2 separate regions of the Homo sapiens genome follow, and region 1 is linked to region 2. Evidence: read pairs that join two places in POLR2A ChIA-PET (ENCODE). Cell type or tissue: GM12878. All regions are shown on one strand.

Evidence for each region. ChIA-PET counts read pairs that join two places held together with the same protein. Peaks named below come from ENCODE experiments on the same cell type or tissue, not always from the same donor. Only the 100,000 strongest peaks of a DNase experiment are listed, where the experiment ranks them.
Region 1: POLR2A ChIA-PET joins it to region 2 with 5 read pairs; 4 of 35 experiments call an interaction of 5 or more read pairs at or near these places.

The regions. Positions count from the first base shown.
Region 1 is chr11:61,420,592-61,424,591 of GRCh38, reverse strand. It overlaps CPSF7 (cleavage and polyadenylation specific factor 7), which reads left to right. Exons shown (of 10, transcript NM_001142565.3): 3 at 2,984-3,202. Among named protein-coding and RNA genes, the nearest start is that of CPSF7, 7.4 kb to the left of the region's middle. In GM12878, no CTCF peak of the experiment used is centred here; no DNase peak of the experiment used is centred here.
Region 2 is chr11:61,163,475-61,167,474 of GRCh38, reverse strand. No RefSeq gene overlaps it. Among named protein-coding and RNA genes, the nearest start is that of VPS37C, 4.0 kb to the right of the region's middle. RefSeq lists a silencer at 161-310 and an enhancer at 1,163-1,840. In GM12878, no CTCF peak of the experiment used is centred here; no DNase peak of the experiment used is centred here; H3K4me3 peaks cover 1,969 bases; H3K27ac peaks cover 2,403 bases.

The DNA of each region.
Region 1 (4,000 bases), 260 kb before region 2:
AATTCCAGCTGCTCGGGAGGCTGAGGCAGGAGAATCACTTGAACCCAGGAGGCGGAGGTTGCAGTGAGCCAAGATTGCGCCACTGCACTTCAACCTGGGTGACAAAGTGAGACTCTATCTCAGAAAAAAAGAAGAATCTTGGTGTGAAGTAGTGCTTTCTAAGGATTTGAGCATTGGATGGGATCAAGTGATGTATATAAATCCTTTCTCTACCTTGAACCACAGGAGCAACTCACCATACCTGGTACATGAATAGAAGAGTGATTTGTCTATAGAGTTGGGATAGTTTGAGACGTAACAGCTATGAAATATTTTATAGTGATTACTTACACACAAAATGTTTTCCCACTCATTAGCCCTAGCTGACCTCACCTTACTTTATTATCCACCCTGTCCTCTCCAGTGTTAGCTTCTCTCCTCATTCTTTACATGCTGACCCTTTTTATGCACAATCCTTTTTGATGGATTTGACTACATGGAACAAGCTTCCTGTGCTTATTTGCCTCACTAATTTCTTGTTGTTAAGTTGCCCCCTAAAAGTTTACTGTCTCTTGATATTCTTTTTCTAACGTTTTTACAAGGGTTAAGCCCTCCTGGTGGGTTTCTTAGAGTGTTTTAATATTTGAAATTATTTATATGCTTTAGGAAGTAGAATCCTTCCCCCTTCTCTATCAGAACAACCCAAGATTATTCTCTTAGTGTGCATTTTCTTCCACTGTACTTCAGATAAACTGAAAAACTGAAAGATTGTTTCCAAAGGTTCTTATAATACAAGGACTGGTCTAAGAGTAAATTTTTTAGTGAGTCGTCTTCAGATCACTTCAGAATTAGCAGTTATTGCCGTGATATTGGAGGGAGAAAGTTAAGGGAGCCGCCTGTCTTTAGTTGCCTTGGAGAAACTGTTTCTTCAGGGTACTAGACAAGTTTCCCAACTTAGGTGCCTCCTTTATTCCCTTTTTAAAAGAATAGCAATATGAAACTGCCGTAGCATCCTTAAAACACTGAACTACTTGCTGTCTCTGTCATTTTGGCAGCATTATCTTTAGCATTGTTTGAATGTTTTGTCTAATTCTTGTAATAAAAATAAAATGCTTGTCTAATCCTTAAAAAGATTTCTCTGAGGCTAGGCACGGTGGCTCACGCCTGTAATCCTAGCACTTTGGGAGGCCGAGGTGGGCAGATCACGAGATGAAGGGTTTGAGACCAGCCTGACCAACATGGTGAAACCCCATCTCTACTAAAAATACAAAAATTAGCTGGGCATGGTGGTGTGTGCCTGTAATCCCAGCTACTCAGGAGGCTGAGGCAGGAGAATCACTTGAACCCAAGAGGCAGAGGTTGCAGTGAGCTGAGATGGCGCCACTGCACTCCAGCCTGGGCAATGGAGCAAGACTGTGTCTCAAAAAAAAAAAAAAAAAAAAAGATTTCTCTGAGGTAATTACATTGTAGAATCCTGAACCCTTTTTTTTTTTTTTTTTTTTTTTTTGATATGGGGTCTCACTCTGTTGCCCAGGCTGGCTCACTGCAACCTCAACCTCCCGGGCTCGAGTGATCCTTCTGCCTCTCGAGTAGCTGGGACTATAGATGTGTGCCACCATGCCCAACTAATTTTTGTATTTATTGTAGAGATAGGGTTTCACCATGTTGCCCAGGCTGGTCTGAAACTCTTGGGCTCAAGCAGTTTGCCTATCTCTGCGTCCTAAAGTGCTGGGATACAAGGCGTGAGCCACTGCACCCAGCCTGTAAAATCCTAAACATTAAGGTCCTGTATCGTAGTAGTAGTAGTTGTAGTTTTAGGGGTTTTGGTATATAGTAAGTAAGATATCACATAGGCAGAATATGTATTTTGCACATTTTCCATAATACATATTCATATTGTAAATGCTTACTGTGTGATACAGTTTATGTTCTTGTCCTGTTTTCTGGCCCTTATATTTTAGAGAACTTTAACTGTTTTTTGTATATCATTGAATATTGGCTGGGCATGGTAGTCACCCCTGTAATCCCGGCACTTTGGGAGGCCGAGGCCAGTGGATCACTTGAGTCCAGGAGTTCCAGACTAGCCTGGGCAACATGGTGAAACCCTGTCTCTACAAAAAAAATTTGAAAATTAGCTGGGCATGGTTGCGCATGTCTGTAGTCCCCAGTTACTTGGGAGACTGAAGTGGGAGGATCACATGAGCCCAGGAGGTTGAAGCTGCAGTGAGTTGTAATTGCACCACTGCCCTCCAGCCTGGGTGACAAAGTGAGACCCTGTCTCAAAAAAAAAAAAAAGTCTCCTAGATACATGTCATGGTAATGCATTGGGCCTGTATGTCATTTAAGAAATAGAACTTAGTAGGGGAAAACCCCTGTTGTTATTCCCTTCCCTTTTATTTATTTTTTATTTTCTCCGATGGAAAGATGGGATTGTGTACAATGAGTTTAGAGCTTTCCTAAATCATTTATACCAATCAAGGGATTTAAATCAGTAACTCCCAATCTTTTCTGCATTTTTGTACCCACTTTCATGCTTTTCCTCTGCATTCTGTTTCTAAATAAATTTATTATTAAATAGACAAGTGAATTTTATGTAACACTTGATTTTGGAAATAGCATAAGATACTGAAAATAAGTTTTCATTAGCTTATCTTAGATGTGGTCTTTAGAAGCTGACCTTATTGATAACAGCAGCCCATGCATCTCATTATGCATTCTTTCTTTGCTTGCTTAATCACCCAGTGCTTTTTGATTCTTGCCGTTGGCTAAAGCCAGAAACTTTACAGACTATTAACAGAATCTTGAGGGGAAAAAAATGTACATAAGCATAATTAAGTGATACAGTTTCAAAAGGAGGTTTTTCTTACTTTGTTTCCTGGGGTAGGACAAGGAAGTTTTGTACATGTTTTACCAAGTATTTAACTGGATTCTAATAAACTAGAGTGAAATAGAATGAACAAAATGAAGTTTGCAGACCTACCTTTGCCAACCCCTCATCTCTTAGGACCCAGAGTTCAACAATACAGATCAGATTGACCTGTATGATGATGTGCTGACAGCCACCTCACAGCCCTCAGATGACAGAAGCAGCAGCACTGAACCACCTCCTCCTGTTCGCCAGGAGCCATCTCCCAAGCCCAACAACAAGACCCCTGCAATTCTGTATACCTACAGTGGCCTGCGTAATAGACGAGCTGCCGTTTATGTGGGCAGCTTCTCCTGGGTGAGTGTGGGTAACCAAAAATGCTTAGGGGTGGGCTGGAGGGAGAGCACTGGGAGGTGATGGCATTTTCAGAAACTACTGTTGCACTGTTTTGTGCTCTGATGGGGTTGGATTTCTTTTTCCTGGGATCAGGTTGGATTGATCTCTGAAAGAGAACTATCCTGAGGACGTACTGGTGCCGAAGAAAGCAATGATTAAGTGGGTAGTTGCTTTTTCTGCCATCTTGTTACTGCCCCTGACCCTGGGGCTTTATGTCTAGCAGGGTCATCTGAGGGACGAGATTTCAGAGTGAACACCTTGAACTCTTGGTGGTCATTAGATGGTCCTGTGATAATGGTGGGTGATGGGGATTAAAGACCTTGATAACTCTAGTATACTTGGGGTAGGTGGTGACTGTTGTTCTGCAAGTTATTTTGTGATGTTTTGGGGCTGGTGGTGGGGGTGGTTTTTCCAAATTAGGAAGTATATTTACTGTGGGGGAAGTTCTGGCAATGGTCAACTCTAGCCTGACAGATCTATAATTAAAAAATTGCTAGCTGTCAATGTTTGAACTGATGACCAGCCAGCCCAAACGGCAGTCAAAGTTACAATAAGTTTTAATCTTCGTAATCTCTAAAGATGGAGATTGGGGGTGAGTGGGTTTGGAATTCTGTATGGGTGAGGACAATAAGAAAAGTCTGCACTAATTGAAATATTGCCAGGCTTTTGAGTTTCCTCTGGGGGGACTTAGTTGTGACTAGAATCCTGGGTTTGGGACATTGGCGGGCGGGGGTGTAGCTCTTGACATCTCTTCCTTTT
Region 2 (4,000 bases):
TTTGTAGGCAGCTGCCAGCCCCTACTTCAGAGGCAAATCCATTGTCTGGATTGTGCAGGCTGAATGGCTCGGCACAGCGTGGGAGCCACAAGGAGGAAGCAGAAGTGAGAAACCAGGCTCTCCCTCGCCCTCGCCCTCGCCCTCTCCCTCTCCCTCTCCCTCGCCCTCTCCCTCTCCCTCCTCGCCCTCTCCCTCTCCCTCTCCCCACGGTCTCCCTCTCCCTCTCTTTCCATGGTCTCCCTCTGATGCCGAGCCGAAGCTGGACTGTACTGCTGCCATCTCGGCTCACTGCAACCTCCCTGCCTGATTCTCCTGCCTCAGCCTGCCGAGTGCCTGCGATTGCAGGCGCGCGCCGCCACGCCTGACTGGTTTTCGTATTTTTTTGGTGGAGACGGGGTTTCACTGTGTTGGCCGGGCTGGTCTCCAGCTCCTAAACGCGAGTGATCCGCCAGCCTCGGCCTCCCGAGGTGCCGGGATTGCAGACGGAGTCTCGTTCACTCAGTGCTCAATGGTGCCCAGGCTGGAGTGCAGTGGCGTGATCTCGGCTCGCTACAACCTCCACCTCCCAGCCGCCTGCCTTGGCCTCCCAAAGTGCCGAGATTGCAGCCTCTGCCCGGCCGCCACCCCGTCTGGGAAGTGAGGAGCATCTCTGCCTGGCCGCCCATCGTCTGGGATGTGAGGAGCCCCTCTGCCTGGCTGCCCAGTCTGGAAAGTGAGGAGCGTCTCTGACCGGCCGCCATCCCATCTAGGAAGTGAGGAGAGCCTCTTCCCGGCCGCCATCCCATCTAGGAAGTGAGGAGCGTCTCTGCCCGGCCACCCATCGTCTGAGATGTGGGGAGCGCCTCTGCTCCACCGCCCCGTCTGGGATGTGAGGACCGCCTCTGCCCGGCCGCGACCCCGTCTGGGAGGTGAGGAGCGTCTCTGCCTGGCCGCCCCGTCTGAGAAGTGAGGAGACCCTCCGCCCGGCAGCCGCCCAGTCTGAGAAGTGAGGAGCCCCTCCGCCCGGCAGCCACCCTGTCTGGGAGGGAAGTGGGGGTCAGCCCCCGCCAGGCCAGCCGCCCCGTCTGGGAGGGAGGTGGGGGGGTCAGCCCCCCGCCCGGCCAGCCGCCCCGTCCGGGAGGTGAGGGGTGCCTCTGCCCGGCCGCCCCTACTGGGAAGTGAGGAGCCCCTCTGCCCGGCCACCACCCCGTCTGGGAGGTGTACCCAACAGCTCATTGAGAACGGGCCATGATGACAATGGCGGTTTTGTGGAATAGAAAAGGGGGAAAGGTGGGGAAAAGATTGAGAAATCGGATGGTTGCTGTGTCTGTGTAGAAAGAAGTAGACATGGGAGACTTTTCATTTTGTTCTGTACTAAGAAAAATTCTTCTGCCTTGGGATCCTGTTCATCTATGACCTTACCCCCAACCCTGTGCTCTCTGAAACACGTGCTGTGTCCACTCAGGGTTAAATGGATTAAGGGCGGTGCAAGATGTGCTTTGTTAAACAGATGCTTGAAGGCAGCATGCTCGTTAAGAGTCATTGCCACTCCCTAATCTCAAGTACCCAGGGACACAAACACTGCGGAAGGCCGCAGGGTCCTCTGCCTAGGAAAACCAGAGACCTTTGTTCACTTGTTTATCTGCTGACCTTCCCTCCACTATTGTCCTATGACCCTGCCAAATCCCCCTCTGCGAGAAACACCCAAGAATGGTCAATAAAAAAAAAAAAAAAAAAAGTGAGAAACCAGCCAGAGAGATCTGACTCCCAACTCTAGAGATAAAAAGATAAAGTAACTCTTCACTGGCAATCATCTGAAGACCAAACTAGAGATTCTACATGCCACATAGCAAAACTTCCTTTAAAAACTGCTCTTCCGGCCGGGCACAGTGGCTCACACCTGTAATCCTAGCATTTTGGGAGGCTGAGGTGGGCAGATCTTGAGGTCAGGAGATTGAGACCATCCTGGCTAACACGGTGAAATCCCATCTGTACTAAAAATATTAAAAATTAGCCAGGCGTGGTGGTACGCGCCTATAGTCCCAGCACTGGGGAGGCTGAGGCAGGAGAACTGCTTGAACCCGGGAGGCGGAGGTAGCAGTGAGCCGAGATCGTGCCACTGTATTCCAGCCTGGGTGACAGAGCGAGACTCTGTCTCAAAAACAAACAAAAAACCCCCAAAACAACAACAAAACTGCTCTTCCAACCCAGTTCCCAAATCTCTCGCAATACCTCAGCTTCTCAAATGTCTCATTACCTCGAACTCTTAACTTCCTTGTCTTGTCTTCCTTACTTGTTTACGTTACCTGTCCGTCCATTCAACCAGTATGACAAGGTCCAGGGCTGAGCAGCTGAGCAAACAAGCAAGCAAAGAAGCAAAATGAAACCCTCACTTTTTAGAAGGGGGTAGAGAGGCAATGCAATGTATATACTTCAACGTAGTGTCATATTTTTTGTTCCTGATCAGGGTCATTTGAAGGATTGAGTTATCTTGGGCTAGAGATACTTTGTTTTCTCTCCAATCTCAACCAAAAATGTGACATCCTTGAGGCTGGAGAGGGTATCTGTTCATCTGTGTATCCGCAGGTCTTAGCAGTGTGGGTATTCAGTGAATGCATGTGGAATGAACAAAGGAATGAAGTGAATGTGAGAAACAGAGTAAGGTACCCCCTTCTGTAACTGGGGTTGTTTGTGTTTATAACTTCTTAAAAATTTTGCATTAATCAGGGCCACTCCACTTATGAATGAAATTGGGTGTAATTGAGGTATAGAACGTGGGAACATAGGTGTATGTGTGATAAGAGACCAGGACTGGAGGAGGGGCTAGAGCCAAGGGAAGTTGCAAAAGGCCCAAAGTCGAAAATAGCAGGAACCAAATAGAAAGAGCACCCTTTTTCCCAATGCCACTTCCCTCCCATGACTTGAATTTCCTGCAATTTTCTCTTCCTCCCTCCTTCGTCCTAATTCTCTATCTTTGGTTATTCAGGAGGGCCAGCACCCTGTGGCCCCAGAAGATAATGTGGCAACGACTTAGGACACGGAGAGAGAGCGTAGGCAGCAGTGTGTCATTTCCCCTCAACACCCTTGGTAGAATCATCGTGTCTGTCACATTCACAAGTTCTTCTTCTTCTTTTTTTTTTTTTTTTTTAGCGTTAGCAGTTTCCAGCATCTGCATAAAATGATGTATAAAATAGAGTCTCTGCCTGTCCTTAGAGAAGTTACTATCTAGGGGGAGTGAAAGGTCAACTACAGAAAAGTGTAGAGAATGCTAAGAAAGGGCTGAAGGGTGGGGTGTTTGAATAACATACAAGGGGGGAAGTTACCCAGTCTTAGGATATAGGGGCTTTCCAGAAGTAGAGTCTAAGACTTAAAGGGCACAAGTGACAGAAAATCCAAAACAACAGTGACACGAGGTGGTTTATTTCCCTCTCACACAGAGCCCAGAGGCAGCCGTCCAGTGGTGTCATGGTCCTTTACGGAATCAGGGCTCAGGTTCCTTCTATTTTGTTGTGCCACTAGTGTGGCCTCTATTCCTATGGTCGCCTCATGGTTCAAGATGACTACACTTGCTCCAGCCATCATGTCCATGTCCCACCTTCCAACATGGTACTAATCAGTGAAGAGATTGCTGGATATAAACTCAAGCTAATCCATCAATAGTGTTTCCTAATTATTTTCCTTCAGAAATGAAACACATGCAGAGTTAAAAATCACATAGCAGCTGGGCGTGGTGGCTCACGCCTGTAATCTCAGCACTTTGGGAGGCCGAGGTGGGTGGATCACCTGAGGTCAGGAGTTCGAGATCAGCCTGGCAACATGGTGAAACCCTGTCTCTACTAAAAATACAAAGACTAGCCGGGTGTGGTGGTAGGCGCCTGTAATCCCAGCTACTTGGGACGCTCAGGCAGGACAATCACCTGAACCCAGGAGGCGGAGGTTGCAGTGAGCAGAGATCACACCATTGCACTCCAGCCTGGGCAACAAGAGAGAAACTCCGTCTCAAAAAAAAAAAAAAATCACA